2 separate regions of the Homo sapiens genome follow, and region 2 is linked to region 1. Evidence: chromatin contacts called from ENCODE Hi-C or POLR2A ChIA-PET data. All regions are on one chromosome and are shown on one strand. The core of a region is the stretch at or near the end of the contact, and the rest is flanking DNA. Distances in the headings are between cores, read along the strand shown. Region 1 has its middle 280 kb from the start of LINC00348. Region 2 holds the start of SLAIN1 (SLAIN motif family member 1).

Evidence for each region. A loop is a pair of places that touch in the nucleus more often than their neighbours do. ChIA-PET counts read pairs that join two places held with the same protein, here RNA polymerase II (POLR2A). Pooled maps may share reads with other maps.
Region 2: a loop to region 1 is called in a map of naive thymus-derived CD4-positive, alpha-beta T cell, with 32 times the contacts of the local background. The contact joins the promoter of SLAIN1 here to the enhancer-like site in region 1. A Hi-C loop is called at or near these places in 1 of 168 maps with a recorded cell type or tissue (naive thymus-derived CD4-positive, alpha-beta T cell) and 6 of 50 pooled maps. POLR2A ChIA-PET finds 5 or more read pairs at or near these places in 1 of 52 experiments (activated T-cell).

The regions. Positions count from the first base shown.
Region 1 is chr13:71,289,526-71,293,099 of GRCh38, reverse strand. No RefSeq gene overlaps it. Among named protein-coding and RNA genes, the nearest start is that of LINC00348, 280 kb to the right of the region's middle. RefSeq lists an enhancer at 1,622-1,911. Within about 2 kb of position 1,984, at least 12 of the 41 ENCODE cell types and tissues checked have a DNase peak (open chromatin) inside an H3K27ac peak, as active enhancers do.
Region 2 is chr13:77,695,928-77,699,501 of GRCh38, reverse strand. SLAIN1 (SLAIN motif family member 1) reads right to left here and starts at 1,815. Exons shown (of 7, transcript NM_001242868.2): 1 at 963-1,815. The coding sequence starts at 1,588. MIR3665 (microRNA 3665) reads left to right here and starts at 1,386; the gene lies at 1,386-1,490. RefSeq lists silencers at 748-897, 1,058-1,297, 1,498-2,057.

The sequences.
Region 1 (3,574 bases), core at 735-3,234:
TGACTTGGGAGGCCGAAGCAGGCAGATTGCAAGGTCAGAAGATCGAGACCATCCAGGCTAACACGGTGAAACCCCATCTCTACTAAAAATACAAACACAAAATTAGCCAGGCATAGTGGCAGGTGTCTGTAGTCCCAGCTACTCACGAGGCTGAGGCAGGAGAATGGCGTGAACCCAGGAGGCGAAGCTTGCAGTGAGCCGAGATCACACCACTACACTCCAGCCTGGGCGACAGAGCGAGACTCTGTCTCAAAAAATAAAAATAAAAATAAAAATAAATAAATAAATAAATAAATAAAGGTGGCTCCACTGGGAGGTAGCTCATTTAAAAAATCCTCATTTGTCTAAGTTGAATCATCTTGCTTAATAACCTTCCCAGTTGTCCTGTTACAGGGAGTTAGACAGGCATAAGCTGGGCAGGAGAGAGCTCTCCCCAACCCACAAGGAATGTTGGGTGCTGGTTCAGCAGTTATCACATCGCCTCTCTAAATGTGATAAATTGGCAGCTGGCACCAGGGAGAGACCATTTCCTGATGGTCCACACCTGTTGCACTAAAGTGTTAAATGAATGCAGATTCCAGGGAGAGGCAACTTACTGGGCATGTGCATTAAGAGACAAAATGGCAAAGTTGGACCTTCCTGGGACACACCACCAGAAAAGGGAAAAAAGCCGCAGATGGGCATGCATACAACTTCCTAAACACTGTGTGTACTTACCTCCCAAGCGTAAGGACACTGTTCATGTGGAAAGCCCACCATAAGGGAAGAATCATGGGGAAGGGACCAGCCTATCAAGTCCTAGGATCAAGGCGAAACATTACACCTGACTTTCACATGCCTGTTTGTGTCTTGTCCAAGCGTACTTTTCTTTCTTTCCTAGTCTAAAGCCTTTTAAAATAAACTTCCACTCCTGTTCTGAAACTTGCCTTGGTCTCTTTTTCTGCCTTATGCCCTCAGTCAAATTCTTTCTTCTGAGGAGGCAAGAATTGAGATTGCTGCAGATCCATACGGATTCGCTGCCAGTGACTCGATGCCTACTATCGGTAACATATTTGGTGCCTTAAGACTCAACTACTTGCACTGGTAACACATTTGGTGCTGTGAGACTCAGATATTTCTCACCCATAACAGTCCCACCCAACACTCACATACCAGTTTTCAGAATTTAGTCCTCTGGTTGGCAAAGTTCCAAGAGAGATTAGGAACTGTTGTCTTTTGTTCTAGATAGCAATATGTCCAACTAAAAATTGAGTTTCTGCTATTAAGGAAGAAGAAGAGAGACATAGTTGAGGTAGAAGACAGGAGTAAAATGAAAGCTAGATGTCTTCTTTTATTGTCTGGCTAAACCACTCCCTTTCTGAAAGGTCAATGTATGGTGTGATGTCCACAGAATCACAGCTAGGGACACTATCTATGTAATTTACAATACTTTAACATTTGAAAAGGGACACCATTTATATGCTGGAACAATAAATATAAACTAAGATCCTCCTGGGAAAATCAAGATATATAAGCACTGCTATCCTAGTTAAGAGAAACCTCACTAGCTCCTGTCATTTACCTTCTCAGTAACCTAAGGCTAATGTCAATGTTTCGGTAACAGACAGATTGCTGTTTCAGTAAACAGTGTTTCGGTAACAGTGAGGGACTAAGTGGCTAAGTTGGCTGGACTTCCTGGGTCAATAGGGACTTCCCTAAGGGGACTTTCCCCTAAGCCAAAAATAAGTCATAGCTGCAAGCTAAGGGATTGAAACTTCAACCAATCAAAGGGGACCTTCCCCTAAGCCAAAATGAGTCACAGCTGCAAGCTAAGGGATTGACACTTCAACCAATCATACAGGGAGTTTAAGCTCTAGCTGCAGCCTGATGTTTTTAACCAATCAAGCCTGCCAACCCACAAGCGGATTGAAAATAAGCTAATTCTATAGGATAGAAAAAGGAAAAGAGGAGGGGTCATAAGGGGATATAAGCATAAGACACCCAAGCCAAAAACGGCAACCTTTCCGGGTCTCCTTCCACCTCGTGGAAGCTTTACTTTCGCTTTCACTTTACTTTCACTTTAATAAATCTTGCTGCCACACACTCTTTGGGTGCACGCATTTCTCCAATTGAGCTGTAACACTCGCCGCTGAGGTCCATGGCTTCATTCCTTGAAGTCCATGAGATCACGAACCCTTTGAGAAAAAAACCTTCCATGAGGAGAAGACTTCTGGTCTCAACAGGAATAATATTAATAACCAATATTAGTAGACCAAACATGTTTGCAGATATCTTGTTTGCTGCCTTCCCCAAACGGCTGAAACATTTTGAAAACAAATGAAAACAACAACAACAAAAATAAAAGTTTTAGAAATAAGTTTATTTAACACAATAGTTAAACTAATTGCTCAAATTCAGAGTAGTGAAAGGCAAAGTCAGGATTTTATCTCCAGTAGTGGTCATTGCTCAAAAATACTGTAAGTAAAACTAACAATCCTTTGTTGACTGGGGCAGAAAAGTACAGTCAAAACAAACAATAGACCACCTAAGACCTGTGGGAAAAAGCTAAGAAATGTTGTTTGTTTGTTTTAGAAACTAGAACTCTCAAAAGCAACACGCACACTTGGGAATTTAGAAAGCCAAGAGGCATGTTCAGAAAACACCTGAGATGACCTTAACCTTTCAGGTTGGGCTGATATTTAGGCTCAGTGCAAGCTAGGCTAACTGTTGAAGGAGTATCCCAGTGAGAGGTGAAGCCAGCTGGGCTTCTGGGTTGGGTGGGGACTTGGAGAACTTTTCTGTCTAGCTAAAGGATGGTAAACACACCAATCAGCACTCTGTGTCTAGCTAAATGTTTGTAAACACACCAATCAGCACTCTGTAAAAACGGACAAATCAGCACTCTGTGTGTAGCTAAAGGTTTGTAAATGCACCAATCAGCATTTTGTAAAAACGGACCAGTCAGCACTCTGTAAAATGGACCAATCAGCAGGGCATGGGAGGGGCCAAATAAGGGAATAAATGTTGGCCATCCCAGCCAGCAGCAGCAACCCGCTGGGGTCTGCTTCCACACTGTGGAAGCTTTGTTCTTTTGTTCTTTATAATAAATCTTGCTGCTGCTCACTCTTTGGGTCTGCACTAGCTTTATAAGCTGTAAAACTCACTGCGAAGGTCTGAGGCTTCACTCCTGAAGTAGGCGGGACCATGAACCCACCAGGAGGAACAAACAACTCCAGACGCGCCACCTTTAAGAGCTGCAACACTAACTGCGAAGGTCTGCGGCTTCATTCCTGAAGTCAGCGAGACCACACACCCACCAGAAGGAAGAAACTCCAGACACATCTGAACATCAGAAGGAATAAACTCTGGACACACCATCTTTAAGAATTGTAACACTTACTGTGAGGGTCTGCAGCTTCATTCTTAAAGTCAGCGAGACCAAGAACCCACCGGAAGGAACCAATTCTGGACACACAAGCATGGAGATAATGTGCAAAGACTGGCAGAGGTCTGTCTGTCTTTTTCTTTTTTTTTGTGTCCCTTCCCTTCCCTTCTCTTTCTTTCCTTTTTCATTCATTCTTTCCTTTTTCATTCA
Region 2 (3,574 bases), core at 566-3,065, 6.4 Mb before region 1:
GTCCTACATAAAAAGGACCTAAAGTAAAGAAGGACTACAGCAAGCCTCCCCCTAAAGTTACTCATTCATGGAAAGTAGACAGTGCTAACCAGATGTCAACTGAATAAATGCTGTCAGCCTCAAGTTTTCTGATAACCAAGCTAAAAAGTTTCCAAGAAATAAGAAAATAAGGCTTCTCTAATCTCACTTTTCTTCTACAGTTTAATTTAAAAAATTAAAGACAGTTCGTTGGTTCCTAGGTAAAAAAATAAATAAATAAATAAAAAAGTCCCTCCCACCTGTTCATTCCACTCCAAGAAAAGTCCTCTTTATTGGCACTATTTATGGGAAAGCCAGTGAGGTCACCCCATTTTAAAAAGCAAGTCAGTCTCTGAAAATAAGATTTCAATGAAAATGCAACGCAAAAGGGCACACGACTGCAAAATTCAAACAGCAAGAACGAACCTCTCTATAAAGAGAGATCCATCACTGCGCGGCTTCCGATGCCACCCGAGGAGGAAGAGCACGCAAATCCTGTCCAGCGTTCGTTTAAAACGAAAGAACAGTAACAGTCGCAGACAGAGGCCAACCCCTACCATCCCCCGTCATCCCTCCGAAAACACTGGGGAAAAGAGCAGCACTGAGCAAAAAGACAAGATGACATGGATTTTGCACTTAATGCTAACGAGGAGCTTGGGACCCAACAATCAGCAAATAGCAGAACCCATGGCAGATGGGGGGAAGGGGGGGCCGGTTCATCCGCAGTCGGAGCGATTAGAAAACAGGTTTCTGCCTTCATGAGAAGCCTCATCGTGGGAAGTGTCACCGCCTGGCTCAACACCTGCTGGGTCGGCCCCTCCGGGAGCCGCGGGGAGTCACCCCGGCTGCCGCGAGGGGACCCCCGTCCGCCCCCCGCCCCCGCTCCCCGGTGCCCGAAGCCCCCGAGGCCAGGGTCTCGGGGAAGGAGCGGAGCCAGGCAGTACCAGGTGTAGTCGTCCTCGTCCCGCCAGGCGGCTACGCTCTCCAGATCCAGCAATTCCACCTCGTCCAGCAGCGTGGGGGGCGGCGAGGGCGGCGCTGCAGCTGCCCCTGGCGGCGTCCCCGCGCCCCCCGGCTCCGGCCCGCCACCGCCCGCGCCGAAGAAGCCTGCTGCCGGCTTGAAGTAGACGAAGGGCGCCTCGGGTGGCTGCGCCAGGCTGCAAAGCAGGGAGGGCGCGGGGCTAGGCAGGCAGAAGGTGCCCGGGAACGCGGGGCTGGAGCCACCGCCGCTGCCACTACCGCTGCCGCCACCGCCCCCCGCGCCCAGCGCCAGCCCGAGCCCCAGGCCCCCTGAGGCCGCGGCGGTGGCCGTGGCGGCCGGGGGGCTCCGAGGACCCAAAGGCTGCAGGCCAGCGGGGGGCGGCGCGGCGGGCGGCGGCGGCGGCAGCAGCAGCAGGTGCGGGGCGGCGGCCGCGCTGGCCGCTCGACTCCGCAGCTGCTCGTTCTGCTTCTCCAGCTTGCGCACCAGCTCCTGCAGCTTCTTCACCTCCAGCTCCGCGTTCACCACCGGCCCGGAGCCCGCTCCAGAGCTGACCCCTGCCGAGGCGCATTTCACCTGCTCCGCCATCATCGTGGGCCCCGAGGGCGCCGCGGCCGCCGGGGAGTGCGCGCCGCCGCGCCGGCTCCTCGGGCCACGGGGAGGCTACGGCTCCTTCCCTGTCGCCCCGGCCTGGGGGGCCGACCACGCGCGGGCTGAGGCCGAGCCGGCGGTTCGCATCAGCACCGGGCCCTCGCCTCCGGCCGCGGCAGCCACCACCGAGCTGATCTGCACATGCTCAGTGCGTCCCTCCAGTCCCCTGGGCGTCGCGGCGGCTCCGGGTTTTAGCCGCGGCCCCGGAGCGGGGCGGGGCAAGAGCGCCGAGGGGGCGGGTGGGGGGGGGGGGGCGGAGAACCGTGGGGAAGCCCACCCAGGGGGCGGGGCCGGCAGCCCGGGTTGGGGCCGGGGAGCCGCACCCACCCTCGCTACCTAATCCCAGGGGCCTGATTGGACCTGGCCTGAACTTTCCCGCCACAAGCACCTCCTCCTGCCGCTTGGTGGGACAGTGAACTGCGCGGGTCTCTGAGGCGGTTGCGGGGACCAGGGGGTTCCCAAAGAAGCAGCTGCAGGTGCTGGCCCTCGAGTAGTGCACCACCGGCCCGCTGGTTTGCTCCCTTCCCAGCTCTCTGTTAGGCTCCGTGACAGCACTTAATAGCCACTGGCTAACGAATCCTATAGAAAACTTAAAGGCTGGGGATCGTTATTCTAAAAACCGAAAAGTGGAGATAGGGGGAACAGAAAGGCTTTGGGACCATGCCACTCATGTTCTCATTGGTAATAGAGAAGCAAAATGGTGGGAGACAGGAGACCGAGAAGAAAGAGAAGAAAGCCCTCTCTCTAAGAGGTAGAGTGGCCAGCTGCTAAGGAGACAAGTGTTTACTTATTTATTCTAAAATAGTCAAATTTGAACTGTTACCATCATTGTTTGTCACAATAAAAGAAGAACTGCTTTTTTTTTCATACTATGTATATTCATGCATTCCCCAAACAAAAGATCTTTGAGCACCTACTCTGTGCCAGGAACCATTCTAAGAGCTCGTGATGCGGGCAATGAGTACAATAGGCAAAAATGGTTATGGGGAGAAATATGAGTAAAATTGTTTAGTGCTCCTTCTATTAAATAATGTGTAAGTTATTAAAGTCAGACTTGCTGGTGGGAAAGCAGAAAACAGAAAACCTCAGAATTCTACCCAATACACTTTAATCTCACCTGCAAACCTGCTATTTCTTACCACTTGGAAAACGAGCAAATCTGCTTTTTTTAAAAGAGGCTTTTAAGCAGAAGAATTTAATCGAGTTGTGTTCAATGAATACTGACTGACTTAGCATTTTGAGTGTTTAACACAATCAGAGGAAAACCTGAGATTATATTATGAGAAAAATCTACACCACTGGTTCTCATCCTCAGATGATATACTATCTAGTGAAAGTCCTTGCTAGGGACTTTACATACCAATCTTTGTGACAATGTACCTCATTTCTCTGGAGCTGCTAACACATCGTATCTATTGGTTTCAGATATGGTTTTGTGTCTTCCTGCTCAGAAACACTTGTATCTTCTCAGTTGTTAATCTACATCTCTAGCTTCTGTGTGCAGGGTGGATGTTCTGCATTTAACATGCTTGGTGAGCGCTTCCATAAATTAGCTAAATGCGTGTGATGACTCCCTTAACCTTCCCTGTGTCCCAGCTTGCTAGCCCACCACCTAACCACCTGTATCACCCATCACCTTTCCAAGTTTCGGTATATCTTTAGGATTTTTTTTGGTTATTACCAAAACCTGGAGAAATGGAGTAATACTACTGAAAGTCCTAAGTAAAGAATCTATTGAAGGATTTTTCCCGCATGCTCAGTGGCAGATGCGGGTAGCAGTATCTCCCTGCAACACAAAGAAAGGGAGACGACAGACACAATGAGAACAAAGAGCTGCTGGGTCCCAGACTAGAGAAAGAAATTGGGAATAGGCACATAATAGTGAAGACAACAAGAATTAAGATGTAAAGAAAAGCCGTCATTTTA